6 separate regions of the Mus musculus genome follow, and regions 2, 3, 4, 5 and 6 are each linked to region 1. A link is a loop called in an ENCODE intact Hi-C map of the cell type or tissue named here. Cell type or tissue: heart. All regions are shown on one strand. Region 1 holds the start of Cep44 (centrosomal protein 44). Region 2 holds the start of Sap30 (sin3 associated polypeptide). Region 3 has its middle 4.1 kb from the start of Hdnr. Region 4 holds the start of Hmgb2 (high mobility group box 2). Region 5 overlaps 2500002B13Rik (RIKEN cDNA 2500002B13 gene). Region 6 has its middle 66 kb from the start of Fbxo8.

Evidence for each region. Hi-C counts contacts between places; a loop is a spot of excess contacts. Peaks named below come from ENCODE experiments on the same cell type or tissue, not always from the same donor. Only the 100,000 strongest peaks of a DNase experiment are listed, where the experiment ranks them.
Region 2: a loop joins it to region 1, with 5 times the contacts of the local background. A loop is called at or near these places in 2 of 42 quality-filtered maps.
Region 3: it touches region 1 in a loop (2.9-fold over the local background); 3 of 42 quality-filtered maps call a loop at or near these places.
Region 4: a loop joins it to region 1, with 3 times the contacts of the local background. A loop is called at or near these places in 5 of 42 quality-filtered maps.
Region 5: a loop joins it to region 1, with 2.8 times the contacts of the local background. A loop is called at or near these places in 4 of 42 quality-filtered maps.
Region 6: a loop joins it to region 1, with 2.7 times the contacts of the local background. A loop is called at or near these places in 6 of 42 quality-filtered maps.

What each region holds. Positions count from the first base shown.
Region 1 is chr8:56,549,486-56,553,485 of GRCm38, reverse strand. Cep44 (centrosomal protein 44) reads left to right here and starts at 2,920. Exons shown (of 11, transcript NM_001009951.1): 1 at 2,920-2,941. Fbxo8 (F-box protein 8) reads right to left here and starts at 2,332. Exons shown (of 6, transcript NM_015791.4): 1 at 2,110-2,332. In heart, no CTCF peak of the experiment used is centred here; DNase peaks (open chromatin) are centred at 1,945 and 2,645; H3K4me3 peaks cover 2,786 bases; H3K27ac peaks cover 1,946 bases.
Region 2 is chr8:57,485,465-57,489,464 of GRCm38, reverse strand. Sap30 (sin3 associated polypeptide) reads left to right here and starts at 1,605. Exons shown (of 4, transcript NM_021788.2): 1 at 1,605-2,213; 2 at 3,830-3,955. The coding sequence starts at 1,899. 2500002B13Rik (RIKEN cDNA 2500002B13 gene) reads right to left here and starts at 1,502. Exons shown (of 4, transcript NR_126553.1): 1 at 1,272-1,502. In heart, no CTCF peak of the experiment used is centred here; DNase peaks (open chromatin) are centred at 794, 1,054, 1,554 and 2,344; H3K4me3 peaks cover 3,395 bases; H3K27ac peaks cover 3,668 bases.
Region 3 is chr8:57,326,318-57,330,317 of GRCm38, reverse strand. No RefSeq gene overlaps it. Among named protein-coding and RNA genes, the nearest start is that of Hdnr, 4.1 kb to the left of the region's middle. In heart, CTCF peaks have their summits at 1,670 and 2,304; DNase peaks (open chromatin) are centred at 1,267, 1,567 and 2,097; H3K4me3 peaks cover 3,495 bases; H3K27ac peaks cover 4,000 bases.
Region 4 is chr8:57,509,228-57,513,227 of GRCm38, reverse strand. It overlaps Hmgb2 (high mobility group box 2), which reads right to left and starts at 1,385. Exons shown (of 5, transcript NM_008252.3): 1 at 1,223-1,385; 2 at 480-653; 3 at 21-166. The coding sequence starts at 629. It overlaps 2500002B13Rik (RIKEN cDNA 2500002B13 gene), which reads right to left. Exons shown (of 4, transcript NR_126553.1): 4 at 2,966-3,140. In heart, a CTCF peak has its summit at 1,579; DNase peaks (open chromatin) are centred at 507, 557 and 1,477; H3K4me3 peaks cover 2,763 bases; H3K27ac peaks cover 2,680 bases.
Region 5 is chr8:57,502,181-57,506,180 of GRCm38, reverse strand. The region is part of intron 2 of 2500002B13Rik (RIKEN cDNA 2500002B13 gene); the gene reads right to left. Among named protein-coding and RNA genes, the nearest start is that of Hmgb2, 7.7 kb to the left of the region's middle. In heart, a CTCF peak has its summit at 2,342 (motif pointing right); no DNase peak of the experiment used is centred here; H3K27ac peaks cover 211 bases.
Region 6 is chr8:56,614,745-56,618,744 of GRCm38, reverse strand. No RefSeq gene overlaps it. Among named protein-coding and RNA genes, the nearest start is that of Fbxo8, 66 kb to the right of the region's middle. In heart, a CTCF peak has its summit at 2,301 (motif pointing left); no DNase peak of the experiment used is centred here.

The DNA.
Region 1 (4,000 bases):
AAATCAAAGCACATTTCCAAAGCACACTTTTCCCACCCCTATTTGATCATATGGGTTTAACAGAAATTTTCCACTGATCTGCATTTTATCTATAACCAGCCCTAGCCTTTTCCTAACTGCTTTCCTTCTCAAAAGCTATCTTCCATACATTTATTTTGACCCAATTTCAGCTATGTAAAAGGGTAAAAGATAACCTCAAACACTCTTTTCAGATTCTCTACCCTTCAGGCAATATTAAATAATATTCTTTAGGATAATTAATATAAAATATTTCTAAATTATTTTTCTGGAGGAGCTGATACTAGTATAATTCACATGTTACTTCAAAATCAGGCTTTTTTTTTTCCTTGTCAGAATTAAATTCTTTTGGACATACTTTGGCTAAGATATTCTTATGTAGTGATTACTTTTAACTGCTAAAAGTTATCAGGCACGGAATTTGTTCCAGGTGCCTCTAAAATGGCTTCCATCGATTTTGCCTCCTGTGTTATCTATCCTCTGCCTCTCTAATGTGGGTTGGGTTAAAGACTCTTAACAAACACACTATGATAGCAGTGATAGGATATCACTTCTAAGATTAGATTATAAAATATAGTTATCTTCCCTCAGTTGGATGCTTTCTCCCAGCTTGTCTGTTGTAGGGGAAATCAACAGCCATACTATACTCTAAGGGGGTTTTCTGAAGAAAACCCACTTAGCGGAGAATCTAGGGCAGCTGGCAACTATGTGCATGCACTTGGAAGTGCACCCTTAGTCCATCTCAGTGCAGTCTCTCAATAGTATCACAAGTCCCAAACACAGCCTAACTACGACCTCAAGAAACAAGCTGAACTACTCTGTTGAACGTTGCCCTGATACTTGACTCAAAGAAACCAAGATAGTACATGTTTGTTGTTTTAAGCTGCATTAAATTTGGGGATAATCATAAACCAGCAATATGAAACTAATGACGATACTTAGGTAATTGTTAATTTAGAAAAACTGTATAAGCAAGAAGTTTCTGAATTAACCTGAAAATAATAAATTTATTTATTGTTCATTCTGAGACCTGCTCTACATTGTAAAAACAAAACAAAAACAAAAACAACAACAACAACAACAAAAACCTTTCACAAAGGTAGCCGGAAGCTCTTCTCGTCGGAGTGAAAGTGCCAAAGTCCAAAGAACCAAAGCAAAGAGAAGAGTACTTAGTGACCTGTTGCAAAACCATACTTCCAAGCCTTTGGAAGGCCAAGAAAAAGGATTGCTAGCTAGGGACAGTCGGGGCTACACAGTGAATTCTGAGCCAGCCTGGAGTACACAGGAGACCTTGTCTCAAAATACAAACAAAAACGGAGTGCAAACACTGACATGAACAACAGTTTGTATTCAATTGCAGTATTGAGGGTAATGAAGAGAATATGGCGCGCGCGCGGGGTGGGGGTCTTTACAAATAAATGTCTCATTTATAAATTAAGTAGTCACAATTATTAATTAGTAAATACAGAACGAAAAATAAACCAGAAATATATCGAGTAAGAATTGCAAACTTCTATGGTTTTTGTCTAGACAATGTGTACTGAGTAATACGATGTGGAAAGTGGAGCGTAGCCACAGAAAAACAAAACGAAAAGGAAAGTGTTGAACCAATTTTACAGTCTGTTTGGAGACTGTAGCAACTAGCAATCAGCGGAGGTCTTAAACTGGATATGTTTGAATTCGTATTAAGGGGACGCCGTAAGAAATGAAGCGTGCCTTGGCATCGAACGACGCTGTAACCACCACAAAAGCAATACGTGAAACTGAAGAAAGTAACCTCCACCGTTTGTCATCTTTCAAGAGGGACGACACCACGTCGCTACCGCGAGTCCCAAATCGACCTCTATACCAATGGCCTAGAAACAGAAGAGACTCACACCCGCCTCTCGATTCTGATACACCATTTTAATAAGCCACCGCTGCTGTCACTCAAAATGTCTCACAGTACCCATTGGTCCTAAACTGTTGCTTGCTGGGCCAGGGCTATCAAGTGGCAAGCATCCCTACCCCTCACTTCGGAGGAGAAAAGTGAGAGCGTCCGGGCGGGCGGAAGAAGCAAGGCATTGGAAGCCTCTGTGCCGACGCGAGTACCTGAGCGACCTGGGATCTCCACCGCCGCCGCGACGACTCGGCCTGTGGGCGGGGGCTGTCAGCCGAGAAGAAAATGGCTCAGCCGGGAACTGGTGCCCAAGCCATGGAGAGGCCTGTCCAGAGCGCACGTGTTCGCGCTGGAGAACACGATGGCTGCGAGGGAACCAGAAGCCGCCCCAGACTCCCGCGAAGTCACAGCACCTCTGCCTGCAGAAGCCCGAGTGGCGGACCTTGCAAGGTTTTGACGTTTCCTATTGTTGCCGGAAGTGACGTCGAGGAGCGGCTCCTTAAAGGAAAAAGATTTCCGTTTTCCTCATTCAGATTCGCCAAAAAGTCTTTACTTTTCCGCTTCTCATTCTGAACTGCTTTGGCCATCAAAATTATGCTAATTTGAAATGTGACATTCAATAAAAGACATGTAATTGATAAGACTTTAACGACAGTAGAGTATCCTGAAGAAGCTGCGCGAACGGAGTGTGGAATCTGCATCTAGGAATGCCAGCATTTGGGGCAGCCTCTGGCTCGGAATGTTTAGCCGCTGTTCGAACTCTCGGCTCGAACTCTGAGTTCTAAAAACAAACCGTCGGCACGAGGGGCGACCCGAGGCGCGGGCGTAAGGCTCTGGGGCTGCAGACCCGGTTCCCGCCACGTTCTCGGGTTTCTAGTGCTCCCTTCTTCTTTCTGTGTTGGTACGGTAGCCTTGGGAACCTTTCAGTTTGCTTAGGGGCTGCTGGCTGAGCCAGAGCTCGTGGACCTGCTGTGCTCTGGCTTGGACGAAGGTGGCCCTTCTGCTGTCCTCACCGAGGTTCCTGGGTTGTAGGCGAATGATCAGGTCTACCTTTTCATCCCTTTAAATTTAGAGGCAGAAAGGGAATTCGAGATGGGACTTGCTTGTGTACCAGCTGGTATGGTTTTGGAAGGCATCAAGTAGAATGAATCGGAGTCTGCCCTCTTTGAATTGTTTTGTAGATGCCTTTAAGTTTCTTTCCGTCAAAAATACATCTAGCTTCAAAAGACTGTCCGGAATAGAAAAAGTACTCCTTCCTTCGTGTTCTCTTTGTTTTCATCTTCATGGTGTCTCCCCCCCCCCAAAAAAAAAAAAAAAAAAGAATTCTCCATCTACTTTGAGGCCTATGATTGCTCTGTATGAAAAGAAAACTAATTTTAACATATGTATTCTAGACTTACTGCTACACTAGACTGTTTTACAGAATTATTTGCAAGCATTTTAACAATGTTTTATGCGTGAACACAGCGGTTCCCTCATCGGATCTTACAACAGCATTTTCCTAGTATCTATTACGGAGAGATTTTGTAAGTTTAGTTTCTACAGATTTGTATCCCTTTATCTTAAAGTTTGTCTTTTAGATATGTCAAGCGGAATTTCAAAATCCTAGCTATCCACTGTGATTATTAAAGGCTAGTTACTTTATCCTGGGCAAAATGATTTTGGAGTCCTGTGACATGTTTTTAAAGACCTGTAGCAGCTACGAAATTGAGCTGGGTTTGAAACAAAGTATCTTAAACTGCAAAGCTGGGGGACTAGCTCAGTGGTAGAGCCATTGGGTATGCCAAGATCCTGAGATCGGTTCCGTTCCCCACCAAAGCCATCTTGTGCGGTGCTCACAATGTCTTCCAGCAATTCGGTTGGTGGATTTGATTTGTTCCTAACTCTTCAGAAAGCTAGGTAGACCAGTGAGACCTTAATGATTGAATCTGTATATGGTCTTCATTTAATATCCTGTGATAAGTAATATAAAGTGAAAATGCTAATTTTTAAGTAACAGTTTAATTTTATCTCAGATTAATTATGGTCAAGTGTAAAGTATGTTTCAGTACTTGATTAGCTTCAATTCATAGTAATAATTTTAGTATTTACTAATTAAAAAAC
Region 2 (4,000 bases), 940 kb before region 1:
CAGCTGCTCTTCATGACCCCTTCATACCTTCAAAACCACTACCACTTGGGTGACACTTATACATTACCAAGTACAGCTGCAGTACAGGGTACAAACTTGGGTATCTCGGAAACACAGCTTCTTTTGCCTTCAGAAAACAACTCCCAGACGATTTCACCTCTGTGGTATTGATCTCTTCGTAATCACTGCTAATTTCTTAGCTCCAGCTAGCCAGCATCAATTGTCCTAGTGGTGCCTTCTATTCTTGACTCTAAAGCCAGCCACATAGCCGGAGCACCTGAGTTCTGCTACTTGCTGAGGCTGGAATGTGGCCCCTTCTTATTCTATTACCAACTTTATGTTTTCCAACTCCTTCCCAGCCTAAGCTTAGCTGTCCTGGAACTTGCTCTGAATATTGACCTTGAACTCAGAGATATGTGTGGCTCTGTATCATTAATGCTGGCATTAAAGGCATGTTCTACCATGACTGGATTTAAACTTTTCTCTATTTGGAACTTGCTCTGTTCCAAGCTGGTCTTGAACAATGAAATCTGCTTGGCTTTGTCTCTTTGGATTAAAGGTGTGAAAGCTTGGGCCTAAGTTTTTCATGACCTCTGTGACGATTATATATATATATATATATAATCGTCACTGAATTGGTTGAATCTAAAACAGGCTTTCTCAAAACTCTTCCACTTGAAATAAATTATTTTTGCTTAAGCTTAAGTCTAATAATTATCAGAGGTTCAGGGTTGGCATGGCCACGCCCATTCTTCCACCCCGCCCACCACAGGCACAGGCAAAAATACACATTACGCGAGCACAAACACGTACCCAGGCGCGCACGCGCGCAACCCCCCCCCCCCCCACACACACACCCGCGGCACACACAAGCACACATGTACGCATGCATATGACTCAAGAAAAGAGGTTTCTCGATCCTCGTCCCCTACAGCCAGGGCTAAGTTTTGATGAGTAGTCTGCAGACGTGATACTAGTGTGCTTCCTTTAAATGGTCTTAAACCCTCTTAGATCCGTTTGAAAGGAATCCAAGTGGCAGTAGAGGCGACAAGCAGCCCGATGCCTGCCAACCCGTCGGCACACGAGTATGCCAAGGACCTGCCACGCTCTAGAAGTCAGCTGCGGTATGGAGATGGAGATGAAGGACTCTCCGCCTAAAGAGCGCTAGGTATCCCGAGTTTTCTTTCAATAAATACCAAACAGCCCGTAAACTTTTTCTCACTTAATTCTTACTACCCCCCCCCACCCCCCACCCCCCCACACACACACACCATTAATGCTTCTTCCCAGGAGTCAGCTGGCGGTCTGAACACTAACTTTGCGAAACAAGAGGAGCTAAAACCAGCCCTTGCTCGCAGGAGAGAATAGAGGCGAGAAAACACGGTAAAAGCCTGACCTCACAGTCAGACTTGCCCGGTGCTTGGAATGGAAAAAAAAAAAAACTAGGGGTGGCTCGCCACGCGACGCATGCTGGGATGAGTAGTTTGTCCCGCTGGTCCCGCACGTAATCAGAACAGAGCGCAAGTTAGCTCCTCGATCAAGAACTACCATTCCCGTGGGGCCGCGCGGCAGGTGTGGGGCGGGGCCAGAGGAGGGGCGTCTCCCTCGCGCAGGTTCTGGGGTTGAGAAGGAGGCGGAGGAGCTGCGGTCCAACTGCTGAAGTCTCCATGTGACAGTGAGTGGGGTCTCCTTTCTAGGCGCCACTTCACTCCTGATCACAGTCACAGGACCTGGTAGCTATTCCAGCACCGACAGACCGGCCGGCCCTGGACTCTGGGCGTCGGACCGTGCCGCCACCAGACTTGGGGTGCGGAGTGAACGGCCGCCCAGGGGAAGGAGGCGGAGCGGCGCGGCGAGCGGGGCTCTGTAGCGGCGCCGGCGCCCCCGAACTGGCAGACATGAACGGCTTCACTCCGGAGGAGATGAGCCGAGGCGGGGACGCGGCCGCCGCCGTGGCCGCGGTGGTCGCTGCTGCGGCTGCCGCCGCCTCGGCGGGGAATGGGAACGCAGCCGGCGGTGGGGCAGAGGTACCCGGTGCCGGTGCAGTGTCAGCTTCTGGGCCACCTGGAGCGGCCGGTCCCGGCCCTGGGCAACTCTGTTGTTTGCGGGAGGACGGTGAGCGGTGCGGGCGCGCGGCAGGCAACGCCAGCTTCAGCAAAAGGATCCAGAAGAGCATCTCTCAGAAGAAGGTGAAGATCGAGCTGGATAAGAGTGTAAGTGGCCCAGGGACCGCCCTGCCCTATCCTGCGTGCCTCGCCGGATGGTTGGCGGGGTTCACGAGTCTCGGGGATTGGGTTGCAGGTGGGATTAGTGGTTCTCTGATTGAAACAAAGTCCCTGCAACTCCGGCCACCTTCCCCAGCGCGCGCTCGCGCAGTGGTGCGGGGCTCCTCCGCCCCTCGCCCGGACTCCCGCTGCCTCGCGTGTCTCCCACGCCAGGCTTCCCTCTTCCTCCTTTGCTGCGATCTGGAAACGAAACAAAGGGGACCGCAGCACCGAGGGCCCGGAGTAGTTTTCTCGCAGCCGGGCAGTCCCTTCTGGAATGGAGGCGCCTTTGTTTTGCTGCCAGAGCCGGTGTCTGCCCTAGGGAGCAGCTTCGCTCCTCTAGGGAAAGTAGAGTCTGGCTGGACCCCACAATTCTCTCTCTCTCTCTTTTTTTCCTTTTTGTCTTTTCTTTTTTTCTTTCCTCCTCGTTGTTCTCTTTCTCTTGAACACAGACAAGCAAGCTGAGCTCACCAGTTGCCTTACAGGGAGATAGATGATTGTAAACGTTGTTTGCGGTGTCAGCTCTTCGGGCAGCTGCTCCGAACCAAGGCTGCAAATAAGCCTCTGCGGTTTTACAGCCCTCTCGGCAGCCATCGGGATTTCTTTTTCTGTCTTTATGCACGTCTGCTGTTTTGGCCAGCTATGAGGTTTCAGAGAATTCCATTGCTACTTTTCAGAGCTCTGACTGATGGCAAAGGAAGAACAAGATACAGAACCTCCAGACATCCTGTATATTTTTAACTTACCCTTAGCTTAGAAGTCAATTTAAAAGCCTGTTCATTCGGCCTTTAATTGTAGCCTTAAAAGGGGGGGGGGGGAGAGTGTCAATCAGCTCAGTATTTCCTAGTCCACTGTATATACAGCTCTCAAATCCCCGAGTAATTAATTTTTTTGAAAAGTTTATTTGTGATTCTGTTTAGGCAGGTTTCTCAGTAGGGTCCATGAGAAACTTTGCAAGAGAACATGAATAATTTGCTTTAATTGAAAACACAAAATACAGAGAAATATATTCGCTTAATCCTTAAAAAGAAACCTTAGGGTTCAAATTTAAACATAGGATATGAATTCAATGTTGCATTTGTAAAGAAATGCATACTTTGTACCTGTAGAATTTCACTATCTAACAGATCAATCAGAAAGCATGTACCTACGAGTAATATAATGCTGCTCTCAAGCTAGAGAAAATACAAGGACAAATTTGTGGGCAATGCCACCTCTCCCTTTTAAGTTAAAATCAGCAGGAGCTAACTTATTTAGGTCACCTTCCCTGCAATTTGATGACAAGACCCAGAGAATTGGAATTTTTCTTCCTTTCCTGCCTGCCTGCCTTCTCCAAGATACTACCCGCCCGCCCACCGCTTCCAATTCCTCCCCTCCCCCATTTCCTTAACAGTATCGCCAGATTGCTAATGTTACAACATTTTAATAGTGGAAAGAAACATTGCATCTTCTGAACAGTGGCCTGTTAAGATGATTTTTAGTCAGCCACCTGGGCCTATGCATTTTACTAATACTTAGCTGCAGTTTTTCTGGACTCACAGTCTTTGAAAATTTTTCCTTTACAGGCAAGGCATCTTTACATTTGTGACTATCATAAGAACTTAATTCAGAGCGTTCGGAACAGAAGGAAGAGGAAAGGAAGCGATGATGATGGGGGAGACTCGCCTGTTCAGGACATCGACACTCCAGAGGTAGATGGCAGGCTTTTCCCCATGTTATATGTAAATCATAAGCAT
Region 3 (4,000 bases), 780 kb before region 1:
TTCTCAGCCAGGCCAGAGTCCTGACATCACCAAGGATCAGCTCTTCAGACCATACACTTGATTGTTTTCCCCATTTGCAGAGGATAGAAATGAATGGAAATGGGACACTCAGGGTGACATTTTTCTCTGACTTAGAGGGAATGGCCCCTTCCTAGTCTAGATCACAAGAAGGCAGGAGGAGTTTGTTCCGTAGACTTGCTTCGGGTGGTTGTGAAGAACTCTTGGGAATTCTTGATTCCCGGGCTTGTTTTAATATTCTCGGTTCCCTTACATGGAATTTGACATTATTTGTCTATTCCCTCAAAGAAAGGCCACCTTCTTTATCTCTCAATACAGTGTAGCCTCTGACTGAACAGGCAGTTTGCCCTGTTTGGTACATGAGAAAATAAACCCCAGGCTGCTGCAAGGCATCTATCTTTGATCAAGGTAAATTGATCAGGGATATGTCCAATTCTCTCTTGAAGGGTATAGACTTTAAAAATGGAGGCCTTGGCCTATTCTTTCTTCATATTTGATAGTGTCACCCTTACCCACATAAGACAGTAGTTTTGGTGGCTCAAGAAAAACATTCCTAAAATTCTGTACCAATTGTGGTGGTTGGTGTGGCCTCAGGCAGTGTTTCTAGAATTTTCTGCAGAAGTTTTAAGAATTCCAAGCTCTGAAATGAAGTCCCTGGCCTGGCCAATCGGAATTTTTGGAGGTTTTCATGAAATATGGGTGGGTTTGTAAGTTTGTTAGTTCTCTGGGAAACACAAATCTCCATCCTGGACAGCTCAGATACTGAGTTCATCACAGCACCTGTCCTGCCAGCCAACAGCTCGTCAGGGTCAGAGGGCGTGAGCATCTAGGTATCACACACAGATCTCCTTTCTCTGCTCGAGACGCCGCAACAGAACAGAGGACAAAGCTACCGCGCTAGTCGCCTGTCCTGCTCAAGAAGTGTCACCAGCTGGGCAGCTGTCACTAGATCTATTAGGCTCTAAAGCAGGTGCAGAGGTGCAGTCACAAGAGAAGTGAAGTCCTGTAATCACTAAGTTGTCCCCTTAGGCAGGAAAATTCCATCATTTTGGTCCGGAGAACTGTAGTACAGGCGGGTGCAGTGGGCGGGACACTAGTTACCTCTAAAAAGTTCCCTGAGAGTCGTTTGGCCGCATAAGGGCTACTCGTAACCACGTGGGTCCCCGTTTTGCACTGGCGTTACTCCCCCCCCCAACCCCCGCGCCCGCCCCCAGGCTGTCTCTATTGGTGTAGGGAAGCAGCGCTTGGTTCATGGGTAGCAAAGGAACTCTGATCGGTAGGGACCAATAGTCGGAGGCTTTTCGAAGAGGAAGGCACAGGACCGACTGAGAGATTGGAAGATTTCACGTAAGCATCGCCAACTGGCCCCTTCTCACCCCAAACAAGGAAAACAAAACAAAACAAAACAAAACAAAACAAAACAAAAATATCCCGGGCTAAAAATATGTATTTAGAATGTTCGTCCGCGCAGGCGGATGGAGATGGAGTTTTCCAGCTGCCTGCCCGGCCCCGGGAGGACTTGGCCGCGCAGCCGCCGATTACACCCAGCTAGCTCTGCTGGGATGGCTCCGAGCCGTCTGCCCTGACGTCAGCGAGGCTCTGGGCCTCGCAGCGGCGAGATAGGAAAGCGCGGCCGGGAGCGGGCGCGGCACTAATCACTCCCAGATGTCCCTAATAGCGGAGATAAAGACGGACAGAGAGTCAGGGAATAAATTTGTAATCAGGGCTCTACCATCTGATCATCAAAGCGATCCAAATACCGGGAGAAATTTGGAGGGAATGTATATGCATGGGGTTGTTGCTCTCGTTTCTGCAAGAGAACTGACTTGGGCAGGGTGAAATGGCGAGAACCTTGGGGCAACCGGTGAGAACCAGGGGGGTGAAGTTTAGAATTGTGCGCAGGAGTCCGGGACTCCGTTCCTTTTACTTCAAGGAGGCTAGTGACTGGAGCAGACAGTTGCTGTGCTTCGAAGCACACCGGCTGGGTGGCGAGGCGGCGCTCTTAGAACTGTCCGGCCCCCGGAAACGTGGGATTGGTTTCCTTTTTTTTGGAACAGCCCCCTTCTTCCTCTTTTAAACAGTTAAAAAATATCTAAGGGTTCTCTTCCACACTCCCCAATAATCCCCACAAGAGCAATTTAGGCTGCTGGGGCCTCCAGCCGGTTTCTGAACCCCAGTCTAAGGGCGGTTCCTTGGGAATTTTCTTTCTGTCCATGAGATCCAAGGGCTGGGACAAGAGTGGAATCCGGGGACTCATTAGCGCCCTCCTCTCGTGCGGATATCTGGGCCAGAGAATTTGAGACTCCTAGGTTAAGATGCGTGACAAGATTGGCAGCGGTTAGGGCCCAGAGTCAGTAGTCTATGGTGTTTATGCAGCCACACTTCCTTTTCAAACAAACTCTATTTTGCGTCCACCAGCCAACCCTTCTGCCAAGTCGGAGTGTGTAGGTAGGGCTCCCACACTAGGAGAAGCAAGGGAAAAGAAAGGCGGCGGTGGGAGATAAGCCCACTACTCGCACAAACGACCTTAGAAACGACATATTGGCTAAAGATCCTGGACTGATGGAGCAGATTCCTATAGTTTGTGGACCCGCGCTTTCAATACAAGGCCGGGTTTTTGTAGCATCCTTTGCTCTGTTTGGAAGCCCTGTGAACGCAATTCAGGCCCTTGCACCTGACCCAGGTTTTCTCCTCAAAGTCCGGGTGTGGGTGTGGGTGTGGGTGGGAGGTAGAGTAGCCCCAAAGCTCTTGGCTCCTGCGGGTTTGCATTTGAAATCGCTCTGAATTCCTCACATCTGTTCCTTCGGAATCTGAAATTGCCCCCTGCTCCTCTCCCCATATTTTGACACCAGGAGAGACTAGCTTTGAGATCCTCTGCCGCCATGGGGGCAACAGCTAGCAGAGCCACAGGTGAGGGAAGCGGATTGGGCCATCACTCCACCCGGAAGTGAGGCTGGCATATTTCGAAAGGGTCACGGAGAGTGGCATGGCCTTGACACCGCTGCATCCATTTTCATGGCTGAAATCAACACCCCAGGGCAGTTCCTTCTACAATCTAAATTCAGACACCTGCTCCCCCTTAAAGAAAATGCTAGAACCGAACTAGCCAGACATCCCTGCTTCCTCCGTGTGTCTCGGGTTTTAGTAGACATGTAAGATCCCCCAGTGACCTAGCTGTCATTTCAGACATGGTGTCTAGTAGCTGCTGTCTGTGGCTGGGAGCAAAAGTCTTGGAAAAGCCAGGCAAGAAGGATACTGAAGTCCACTCTGAGGTTTTCAGATTCATTCCCAAACTGAGAGAGAGAGAGAGAGAGAGAGAGAGAGAGAACCCTGCCGGTGCTTCAGGGTCATCAGACTTTGTCCTGCGTGGAGGTCTGGGGCTGAGACCTGACAGCCAGATCGGCCATCAATTTACCTTCTGAGCCCCAGCATCCCATTTAGCTTTTAACGTCAAATCCTACATTTTTTGTCGGCTCCGGCCTGTCTAGAACGCTTGTGAATTCACTGCAGGAGTGATTGCTCTTAACAAAATGGCAGCAGACACATTATCGGAGCAATTAAAGCAGAGGCCTTTTAGCCATTCCCACAAGCAGAAGCGTGGAATCGCTCCCCTCCACCGCCTTTAAACAAAGAATTAAAAAGTGTGTAGAGGAGAAAAAGCACAGACACACTGGACAAATCCCGCCTCAACCCACTAGCCCGCTCCATGGGAGTTTGACAAGGCAACATTAGGCGACTGGGGATGCTGGGACAGTTTAGATTCGGGACCGAGGAAAGGACTGCCTGTATGTTCTGCAGGTTGAAGGGTCCAGCTAGTTCAGAACTGAGTCCAGTTAGCGGGTTTGCTCAGCGGAGGCATTGGAACATGGAGCTTTTTACTGGCTTTAGTCCTAACTCACCTGGATTCCAGCCAGTTGGGGTTTCCTGGACGGTTGGGGTGGTGGGGTGTATTCAGCGTTAGGGCTTAGTACTGGCCGGAGGG
Region 4 (4,000 bases), 960 kb before region 1:
TAGTTCTCAGATCAACTTACGGTGGTCTCTTCGGAGCATTGGGGTCTTTTTTCTTTCCTTTCTTATCCCCTTTGGGAGGAACATAGTTCTTCATCTCCCTGTCATAACGAGCTTTGTCGCTCTTGGCCAAATCTTCAAACTTGGACTTTTCCTTTGCAGACATGGTCTATGGGGCAGAAAAAACGAGTCAATCGGCAAGGACTTCAAAGCTCCTAGCTGTCCGAGTAATAAAGAAAGTGGATAAACAAATAAGTCGAGTCAATCTGTAAACTCTGAGGCATTTGCATTAAGGGCGCCCTCGGCTTGGAGACCAACCTTTAAAACCCTCGGGTCCCCAGGGTGGCAAAAGCTCGCGCGCTCCCTGGTCCCTGTCGTCCCCCCCCCCCATCCGACCCGCCCCCGCCCGCGGGGACCCGCCAAAAGCAGCCCGGAAACGGCCTGCAGCCGGGCACGCGCGCCGCCCGCCCTCCCTCCCTCACCTTCCATCTCTCGGAGCATTTCTTGGAGAACTCGGCGAAGTTCACCGACGAGTCGGGATGCTTCTTCTTGTGCTCCTCGCGGCAGGTCTGCACGAAGAAGGCGTACGAGGACATTTTGCCCCGCGGCTTGTTGGGGTCACCCTTGCCCATGACGACGGCGCGGCGTCTGTCTACCTGCCGAGGAGAAAGCCGTGTCCGGACCGGGGACCGGGGTGGGGACCCGCGGGGAGGGGGCTGCAAGGAGTGAGGAGCGTGGGGGAGGGGAGCGGGGACAGCGGGGAGGGGGGGGATTCCGCTCCGCTTCCCGCCTAAACCCCGCGCGCCCCCGCGAGCGAGCGCGGGAGCGCGCGCCCCGGCCAGGCCCGGCCCAGCCCAGCCCCAGCCGGCTCCGACCCGCCCGACTCGCCCGCCCGCCCGCGCCTCAGCCCCTCGCCCGGAGGCCGAAAGCCGCCGCCGGCCGCGCGCCCTCCCTGACAGAAAAGCCGCGCGCCTTACACTTACACAAGCCACCGCGAGACCCACAGCCAATCCAGTTTTTAAGAAAGAGACAGAGAGAAAGAAAAAGAAACGCGGCCGGGCTCAAGGGCTTTCTGGCCGCCCTCCATGGCCCCGGCCCTCACCCAAAGACTCGGCCGCCCTCTAAAGCCGCCGAAGCCGCCACGCCGAAGCCCGGCAGACGTCCCCCCACGTCTACGCGTTAAGAGCCAGGCCGCCAAGCCCCGGGCCTCCCGGCCGAACCTTACCTGCTGCGAGCGCTGCTTCCCTCAGACCTCCGCAGAGAGACTTCCTTCCCCAAGCTCCGGCGAGAACTGGTTTCTCGCTAACGCAATCCCCAGCCTCTTGTTTTGCAGAGTTCTCCGCGCCACGGCAACTTGACCAGACCAGTCGCGGGCCACACCTCCCTCCGCTCTGATTGGCTGTGGAGGATTATTCAAACCCGGAGAGTCCCCGCCCCCCCACGGAGAAGGCTTCCGATTGGTGGGTGTCTGGCCAGGCCCGTCCCTCCAGGCTAAGCCTAGCAGGTTCGGTGGGTCTCCCAGGTCGTTAACTCCCAGACCCGTTGGAACCGGTCTAGAGAGGAATGTACTGCTCGGCCCTGATTGGCGGCAGGAAAAGCGTTTGAAAAATGGCGGGCCCGCTGCTGATTGGCCATGAGGGTGGGGCAGGCCCCGAGAGGAACTGCCCCGGCCAGATTTAAAACTAGCAAGGAGGGCGCCTGGCGCTAAACTCTTCAGGTGATAAAGATGGCTCCGAGGTGACTAAAGGCGCTAGGCCAGCCGCGGTTTGGATGCCGTGGCCTGCCTGGGGCTCAGCTACGAGTTCACGAAATAAAAAAATGGGAAGAAAGTGGGGAGCCCGCGGCGCGGAGCCATGATGAGGCCGAGGTGGAACCGGAGCACGGCGGGCGGGGAGCCTCAGACTGTGCGGAGAGTCTCACGGACTCCTAGCCGCGTCCCCTAGTGATTTAAAAATAAATAAAGTAGCCCTCGCCCTCCGATCGGAGCCATGCCTGCCTCCGCGCCGGGACGGCGTCTTCCACAGCTGACCCGCCTAAGATCTGCGGGTTGGCCGCACTGCACCCCAACACTTCGCGGGCGCGGGTGGGAGGCCAGGGTCCCTCACCTTGCCGGTCAAGCTGCTTTCCGGGGAAGGAGGGCTCGGTCCTAACAGGCCATTTCTGCCTTGTGATTTGGCTGTGGAGAGCTCTTTCCCCCCCCCCCCCCTCGCAGATTGACGCGTATGTGGCACCGCTGTTTTCACGGATTTTCAATGTTTTCTACCCCCAGCAACTTTGCTTGCATTTGCGGGGCTGCCCTCCTGTTTGGTTCCTGTGTGAGGATCATTTTCGATAGTGCTTAAGGACTTAGCGGTTCTTAACTTTCTTTTTAAAAAGTAGACTTGAACGTTGTGTTTTTCTTGGAAATGGATGATGGTTCAGCATTGCGAATATACTTAATGCCGGCAAACAGTGGTCCGCCTTTATGTTCTACGACAATAAAAACAATAAGGTGCCAGTTAGGTGTGGGGGCATATTTTCCCGCTTTAAGGGTACCACCAGATTTGTTTTTTTGGTTTTTGGTTTGCTTTTTGTTGTTGTATGTTTTGGTTTTTCAAGATAGGGTCTCCTGGCCGGTGTGTAGCCTGGCTGTCCTGGAACTCACTAAATACTCCAGACTGACCTTGAACTCAGAATTCACCTGCTTCTGCCTGGGATTAAAGGGGTGTACCACCATACCTGGCTAAGGTGTCAGAATTTTGTTAATCGTAATGCTTATAAATTGTGTCTACCTGAAATCTTACATCTAATAAATGACAGTTGCAACTAACCTATAAACCAGACACGCACAGTCAAGCTCACCAAACCTGAGTGTATTATTCAAATAGCATTGTAAGTGAAATTACTGATGCACTACACGTTTACATCATGTATTTAAGTGTTACGTGTACCAGGGTTCTCTAGCGAAACAAAACCAATAGACTGAATCTATATGTAGGAGATTTATTAGAACGACTTATAGGCTGTGGTCCAACAATGGCTGACTAACAGTGAAAGGTCCAAGAAGCCAGAAGTTGTTCAGTCCACAAGGCTGGATGTCCCACATGGTTTTCAGTATAAGCAGAATCCTGAAGAAGTAGGCTCTAATGGCAGTGAAGTAATTTCTAGGAAGAGCAAGAGCAAGCAAGCATTCTTTTTTCATGTCCTTTATAAGGCTGCTAGAAGAAGGTGTGGCCCATATTAAAGATGGATCTTCCTGCCTCAAAAAAAATCAGGGTTAAAAGTGGATCTTCCACTTTAAATGATTTGGGGGGGGGGGTGTTTCGAGACAGGGTTTCTCTGTATAGCTTTGGCTGTCCTGGAACTCACTCTGTAGACCAGGCTGGCCTCAAACTCAGAAATCCACCTGCCTCTGCCTCCCAAGTTCTGGGATTAAAGGAATGTGGTTTTTTGTGTGTTTGTTTTTTGATTTGTTTTGCTTTTGTTTTTTTGGTTTTTCGAGACAGGGTTTCTCTGTAGCCCTGGGTGTCCTGGAACTCTCACTCTGTAGACCAGGCTGGCCTCGAACTCAGAAATCTGCCTGCCTCTGCCTCCCAAGTGCTGGGTTTAAAGGCGTGGGCCACCATGCCCGGCCACTTTAAGTGATTTAATTAAGGGGGGAAAATCCCTCACAGGTGTACCCAGCTACTTTTTTGGCTTTAAAGTTAATTTCAGATGTAGTCAAATTGACAACCAATAGTCTTTAGCATCACATGTGGTTTGGCATTTCTTTTACAAGACAATCATGTCGTAAAGTAGATTGTACTTATATAAAAGTTGCATATTTATTCAAGAAATGTTGACTCTGCCAAGCACTGAGTTTAGTAGTAGAATTGGGAAGATGAAGTGTGGTTGTGGTGGCTTGAATAGCTTTGGCTTCTAGAAACTCATGTGTGTACATGCTTGGCCCAGGGAATGCACTACTAGGAGGTGTGGCCTTGTTAGACGAAGTCTCTCAATATGAGGGTGGGCTTTGAGATCTTCC
Region 5 (4,000 bases), 950 kb before region 1:
CGTGCTACAGTACTACACGGAAGATTTTGGATTCAGTTTCAGAGTCTAATGAGCCCTAATTACCACAGAGATCTTCCCCTTAACTTCCTTCCCTCCACTGCTTGCTTTATCCCAGCCCCCAACTCTGGCAGGCAGTCCCTGGGAACCCACAGGCCACTCTGTCTTAGTTAGGGTTTCCATTGCTGTGAAGAGACACCATGACCAAGGCAAGTCTTATCAAAAACAACATTTAATTGGGGCTGGCTTACAGGTTCAGAGGTTCAGGCCATTACCATCAAGGTGGGAGCATGGCAGCATCCAGGCTGTCATGGTGCAGGAGGAGCTGAGAGTTCTACATCTTCATCCAAAGGCTGCTAGTGGAAGACTGACTTCCAGGCAACTAGAGTGAGGATCTTATACCCACACCCACAGTGACACACCCATTCCAACTAGGTCACAAGTATTCCAACAAGGCCACACCTCCAAATGGTGCCACTCCCTAGTCCAAGAATATACAAACTATCACACACACCAAGCCAGGGAAGCAGGCAGGCAAACTGCAGATTTATACCTCTCTTCCTCACACAGCTCCTCCAAATCCACTGCCCTTGTCTCATCCCACACTGAGCAACAGACCGAATGCTGCATCTGTCCAAGCCTGAAACTTCTGCAGGTTCCCTGGGAACCCCCAGGGCCCTTCAGGCAGGAAAGCACACAGGTCAACAGCAGATCTTTACCTTTCTCTCCAATCTTCCAAATCGAGTCGCCCATTATCACCCCCAGCTTTGTAGCAGACTTCCTGCTATGACCTCTCCTCACACTCTGTTCCCATTCCAGGGGAATGAGCAGATCCTGATAGAACACCCTGCTTTCCTCCCTCCTGTGGACCATGTCATTCCCCACCCCACCTAGCCCACCATTCCTAAGTGGCATCTCCCAATACATAGAAACACATTTTACCTGGAACCCCTGGTGGCCACACTTATCAGGATCCAAGAAGAATTTGTTGCCAGGGAAACCACACATAGCCACCTCTCTCTCCTAAGAACCAGAGAGGGCAACAGAAACCAAGGAACAAAATGCCGACCCAGTAAAGACAACCAGATATCAGCACCTAGAATTGCAAACTTCCCAAACCAGTATGGAATTTCCCAAATCCACCAGTATAGAAACACAATGAGTAACAGGGCAATCCGTCTCCAGAGCCCAGCGACTAACTGTACCACTTCCTCAGGCCCTGAGTGTTACAAAACAGCCAAAATCCAAGACAAAAGACCTTAAAATAGCCTTTATGGATACTGATACCAGTCCGCAAAGAGGAAACGAATGAATCCCTTAAAGAAATCTGTGAAAACATAAACAGTGGAAGGAAATGAGTAAAACAGTTCAAGACCCAGAAGTAGAAATAGAATAAGTAAAGAAAATCCAAACTGACGGAAATCTGAAAATGAAAAATGTAGGAACTTGAACAGGAAATTCAGAGGCAATCCTCACCAACAACAGAATATAAGAGATGGGAGAGAGAATCTCAAACATTGAAGACACTATAGAAGAAATACATGGATGCATGCATACATCGGTCAAAGAAAATTAAATGTGTGTGTGTGTGTGTGTGTGTGCGCGCGCGCGCGCGCGCGATTTCTGGCCCAGACCAGATGACCACACTCCCTACTGTCAATCATGTAGCCCAGAACAGAGTTCTCTATAATAATGAGGTATTTAGAGAGTCTGAGGGTTCATCCAATAAGCTTCCCTTCCCAGACATTCTTTCCTGCAAAAGGTATTTAATCTCTGGTCCACCCTGAGAAGGTGGTATGCACTCATTTTCCACAATGAGCAATCATAACAGTTTAGAACCAAGGGCTGTCTCTTTTGTCAAGAATAGTCATGGGGAGCATGGAGAAGGCCTTTAACTACTGAGCAGCTTTGTCTAAGTCTCTCCTAGAAGGCCTCTCTGTGCTCCCAGAAAACCACCTCTAAGCTAAGGACTTTGGCAGATGAATTAAGTCGGAGTTCCCATTCCCTGGCCCTGGGTTCGACACTGTCCCCAGCCCACGGGCCCCCCAACTCCATGTGACCCAGGAGCACCGGCATGTCCAGGAGTTTGGTAGCCCCTGGTCCCGGCCTCGTCTTGGACCCGTGAAACCCCCCACTCCCCGCGCTTCGTTCCCCACTCCTCTGTGAGGTTTTCCAGTGGTGACTAGATTCCAGGGAGTCAAGGAACCCCAGCTTCAGCTTCCCACATCCTAGGCTGTATTTTCCACCCCCTTGAGCAGTGTCTCCGCATTTCCTTAAAGCCCAGCACCCAACATAAGGTTAACTCAATCTAGTGCTCTTCGTGCTTTGTCTCCCCTGCAGTACTGCCACACCCCAGCAGAGGGCAGAACACGGACCCATGTGTATGTATGTATGTATGTATGTATGTATGTATGTATGTATGTATGTATCCTGGCATAAAACATCCAGGAAATACGGGATGCTAGGAGAAGAACAAATTTAAGAATAACAGGAATAAAGGAAAGAAAAGAAAGCCAGGTCAAGAGCACAGAAAATACTTTCAGGAAAATCATACAAGAAAAAATATCCTAACCTAAAAAATAAGATGCCTATCAAGGTACAAGAAGTATATAGAACACCAAATAGGCTGGGTAATAAAAGAAAGTCCATAACAGAACACTGTTAGCAAAGGTCCAACATGATAAATAGGACCCAAATGAACTGAAAACCTTCTGCTTAGCAAAGACACTGTCATTTGAACAAAACAACAGCCTTCTGAATGGTAAAAGATAACTAATATCCTAAATATTTAAAGGACTCAAAAATAGATTTAATATTTAGATTTAATTAAATTTAGATTAATAAGATTTAATAAGTACACTTGTAGCTGTCTTCAGACACACCAGAAGAGGGCACTGGAACCCACTACAGATGGTTGTGAGCCACCCTGTGGTTGCTGGGAATTGAATCAGGACCTCTGGAAGAGCAGTCAGTGCTCTTAACTGCTGAGCCAACTAACCAGACCTTTCAGAGCTCCCAGGGACTCAACTACCAACCAAAGAGAACACATGGAACGACACATGGTTCCAGCCGCATATGTAGTAGAGGATGGCCTTATCTGGCATCAATGGTAGGAGAGACCCTTGGTTCCATGAAGGCCCAGTATCCCAGTGTAGGGGAATGCCAGGGTGGTGAGACAGGAATAGGTGGGTAGGTGGGGGTAACACCCTTATAAAAGCGGGGGTGGGGTGGGGAAAGGGGGGTTGTGGAGTAGAAACTGGGAAGGGGGACAATATTTGAAATGTAAATAAATAAAATAACCAATAAAAAAGATTTTTTTTTTTGAGACAGGGTTTCTCTGTATAGCCCTGGCTGTCCTGGAACTCACTTTGTAGACCAGGCTGGCCTCGAACTCAGAAATCCGCCTGCCTCTGCCTCCCGAGTGCTGGTATTAAAGGCGTGCACCACCACCCGGCTTAATAAAAAAGATTTAATGAAACAATCTGATTAAACAGTGAGGTAGAGGTATAAACTGACAGTTCTAAAAAGAAGGAACTCAAACAGCTGGAAAATACTTTAAAGAGATATTCAACATCCTGAGACATCAAGGAAATGTGATTCAAAACTACTTTGAGACTCCATCTTACATCTGTCAGAATGGCTAAGATTGATAAAACAAATGACAGCTCATAAGCTGATAAGGATGTGGAGTATTGCTGGTGAGAGTACTTACAAGCTTGTACAACCACTGTGGAAATCAGTATAGAGGTTCCATGGGAAGATGGGAATTTATCTACTCAAGATTCAGATATACCTGCACCTGAGAGATGGCTCAGGGATTAAGAGCACTGATTGCTCTTCCAAAGATCCTGAGTTCAAATCCCAGCAACCACATGGTGGTTCACATCCATGTTTAATGAGATCTGACGCCCTCTTCTAGTGTGTATAAAGACAGCTACAGTGTACTTACATATAATAATAAATAAATATTTTTTTAAAAAAAGATGGGCGTGGTGGTGCACGC
Region 6 (4,000 bases), 65 kb before region 1:
TTACATTTTTCTACAGCAATGATAGTTGGCTATTCAATTTTACTTTGCAGAAAAAAAAATAATTCCTTTTCAAATGATAACAAAAAGTATGCCTGGCTTTTAAACATTCTCTAATTTGTAAACAAAACGTTTTGATGCATACATAAAAACAATAAAAATGAAGTTATATTTTAGAAATGAACAGAATCCATTTTTTCTAATATAAAGAAAGACTCACTGTGATATAAGCAGGAAGAACAGATAACTGTGCTTAACAGCGTTTTCTTTGTAATTCTCAAGCATAAGTGGATTAGTTGAAAAAAAATTCACATTGCAGAAATCATTAAACATCACAAGAAAAAAAAAAAACTGACCAGAATGCTCCTGGTAAATTATAAATACATTTCACATTTGCCATAGGAAACTTCCAACTACATATATTGTACTTTTTGCTATTGTTCATTTCCAAAATTTTTAACTTATAGCAAAATGAGAATTTTGCTAATCACTAATTTATTAGTCTTTAGTTATTTATTTTTCTTTAAAAACTGCCAGCCCACAGTAAGAGGTGTGTGTGTGTGTGTGTGTGTGTGTGTGTGTGTGTGTTTAACCAGCAAATGTTGAAATTTATAATCTAAAGGAATTAGCAGTTTGAAAGTCTTCCTGCAGCTTTAGAGACTTTATTTGTTGGATTGTAATTTGCTAACTTTTATAATTTTCATGTGTGAATATTTGGTCGATTCTCAATATTTTTTTTCCGTTTAAGTCACACAAACTAATTTTGACATTCTTAGCTAGTTTTACCTTGACATACATTGCCACGGCAACTGGACTGAGTGAACAGAGTTTAGTTCCCAGGATGAGGCAAATATCCATAGCACATTGATGACATCGGATGTCAAGCTTTTCTGAAATATGGTTTTTATAGAAATGTTCATGAAAAGATTTGGTCAGACTATTCACCCTAACTATTATTTATAACAACTATGCATAGTAACCATTAGCCCTTGGACTATACAGTTAGTGCTAGAGTTAGTCCTATTCAAGAGACCACTGATCAGCAGTGGAATAGTACAGACAGTCCCCCACTCCTGCAACACACATACATTTCCCATCCCTAATGTACTAGGAACAATCCTCTTCTTTTATTAAAATGGTCACAAACCTTATGAAAAGAAGGCAATATTTTAATTTCTTACCTGAGAGAGTCTTGTCACTGTGAGAGGAACTGAAATTGTCACTGTCCTGTTTTCTATGACAGCCCTGGCTTCTGTACTGTATTGCTTTCATGAAGGCTGAAATAACCATGTGTGACTGTAGCCTCCAGGGACTGTTATGAAAATGAGATATGTAACTGGTTCAAATAAGCGCTGTAGACCTTGACCTGGGAATCCAGTTGAGAAAGCAAATTACCTCACACATGCTAAAGCATAATTAAAATGTTATTCTAAACCAGTTTTTCTGTGTGTGCGCGCTCGCGCGACTTTGTATGTGCATATTAATTCTATATCGATCACAAAGATGTATGGATGGAAATGCAGTACTTATGGACATGTTACATGAACTTCCTTTTATTTTAGAGTGGCAAACATTGACTTTGAATGCAATCAACTGTAACTTCCATCTTCAAAAATTGCATTTTTTCTGAACAATACATTTTAGGCCAAGAGTTTTGGTGAGTGCATATAATCCTAGTTCCTGGAAGGCTTGAGGTTAGAGAATTGGAAATTTAAGATCAGTTTTAGATTCAGAAGAAATTCAAGCTTTCTAGCTCTCTTGCTCTCCCTCCCTCCCTCCCTCCCTCCCTCCCTCCCTCCCTCCCTCCCTCCCTCCCTCCCTTCCTTCCCCCTCTGTCTTTCCACTCCTAACCAGTGTCTTGCAAAGGCTGGACAATAAGACCTTCACAAGGCCACACCCCCATTTAACATTCCCCTCTCCCAGGCATTTTTTTTTTTTCAAATTTAAACTCTCTTTTAATTTCTTCACACCTGGCCCTGCTGGCATTTGTATTTTGGCTCCACATATATGGTTACATTTTCTATTGACTCACCAACAATTTGTGCCCTCCACTTTTGATTTAACATTTATTTGAAACTGTATTTGGTCAGAACAACGAGCTCTGTGGAGAGTGTACCTTTTATGCAGCACAAATAAGTTTCACACAAAGAATATAAGCGCTAGAGAGGTGGTTCAGTGGTAAGTAACAATGTTTACTGATCTTACAGGAAATCCCACCTAGTTCAGTCCCCAGCACCCTTGTCTGAGGACTCAACAGCCTGTAACGCCAGCTCCAAGGACATCTAATGCAGCCCTCTTCTGGCCGCCCCGGGTACTGCACCCGTGCAAACAAAACAAAAACAACACATTTTATTTTAGCTATTTAAAATGAGGTTTGCATCTTAACAATATGTTACTATGATATGGCACCATCAATCAAGTTGTAAATTGGTTTGAAAACATGAAGAGTAAGATTTTTCAGGGTGTGATTGGCATCCGACTGCCAAACGCCATTTGCATGAATGTTTTGTCTCAGAATGTAAGTGAACCTTTAAGAGAACTTTGAGATAGATCACTCAGTAATTTTTTTCATTCTATATCTTTTTAGGCTTTAAAGCATAATTGTATGTTTTCCTTTTAAAAGATAATATTCAAAATAAAGTTTCAAAAATAAAAATTATGTTAGAATACCTATTTTAAAGGATAATGATTATTTAGCTTATTTTGATTCTTTGCTTTGAGACAGAATTTCTCTATGTAGCCAGACTTTTCTGGAACTCTCTATGCAGTTTAGGCTGGCCTCTAACATGTGATCGTCCTGCCTCAGCACCAGTTTCCTGAATCCTAGGATTATACATTTTGATTTTTTTTTATGTCATTCACAAATGTAGGCCCATTAAGCACAAAAAGTTATATTCAAAGTAATATTCAAAAGAATAAAAAATGAGATGTTATTTCATATGCGCATATGTTCTTTTAAAATTGGCCTGTGTGGTGTTTATGCCTGTAATCCCAGCAATCTGGGGGTAGAAGCTTAAATTACCAATATATCTGTATAATGAGGATATAAATATAAAATAAATGTGTAAGTGAGGATATTTCTTATTCCTAATATTGTATATCACTTAATCTCTAACACGACAGTATAGACCTCACCATTTACTTTAGAAGCTATTCAGTTATTCCCTCTGGTTTGTGAAACAAAATTGTATCAGCATAACATTTGAGACAGTAATTTCAATTACATTGTCCACCACAACAATCTTTAAATGAAGTGTACCTCCAGTCGCCATCCGACAGCTAACACCCGGGCGCTGTTCTAAGAGCTACAATGAACAAAACAAAACAAAAAAAGACCTGCTGCCAATAGAATTAGGGCAACCTTTTCCAGCAATGAAAGAAATCCTCGGGAAGAAAATCCTGTAGTTCTTGGCATAGCCACTAGGTGTCAGAGTTCACGGTACTGATAGCATTCTGCAGAGCAACATTTGGTGCAAATGATAGAGCTGCTTGCTGTAAACTTGACTAGCATATTTTGTTGCAAGTGTCTCTTCTTGAGCAATACAGTTAATGGCTAACCACCACAGTACATCAAGCTCTCAATTTTACAAAGTATTCCCTGCTAGGCACTCATCTGCTCAGAAGGCAGTCAGCCAGCTGTGTCCATTCAAGACCTGCCTGCAAACTCCCCAAGCTTATGTTAAGTAATTCGTCTCTTTTCTTCATCGCATTCCTTTGTACTCCAGATGTTCAGATCGTAGCAGGGGTCTGAAGATCTGAATTTACACAGAGCCAACCAAGCCACGGCTCAATTTTATTCACATTTACATGAATATATTTATCTATTACACTTTGGCCTGTTAATCTGGGAGTTAGTGTCCAAACTAACATTTTGGAGTAATATCCATATGGACAAGTACTAAACATAGGCATCAATTGAAACGCACTCATAATCATGTTCATATTTAGCCAGACTTCAAGCCCTCACACTGGGGAACTACAGTGCTTTGTTCAATTAGAATCC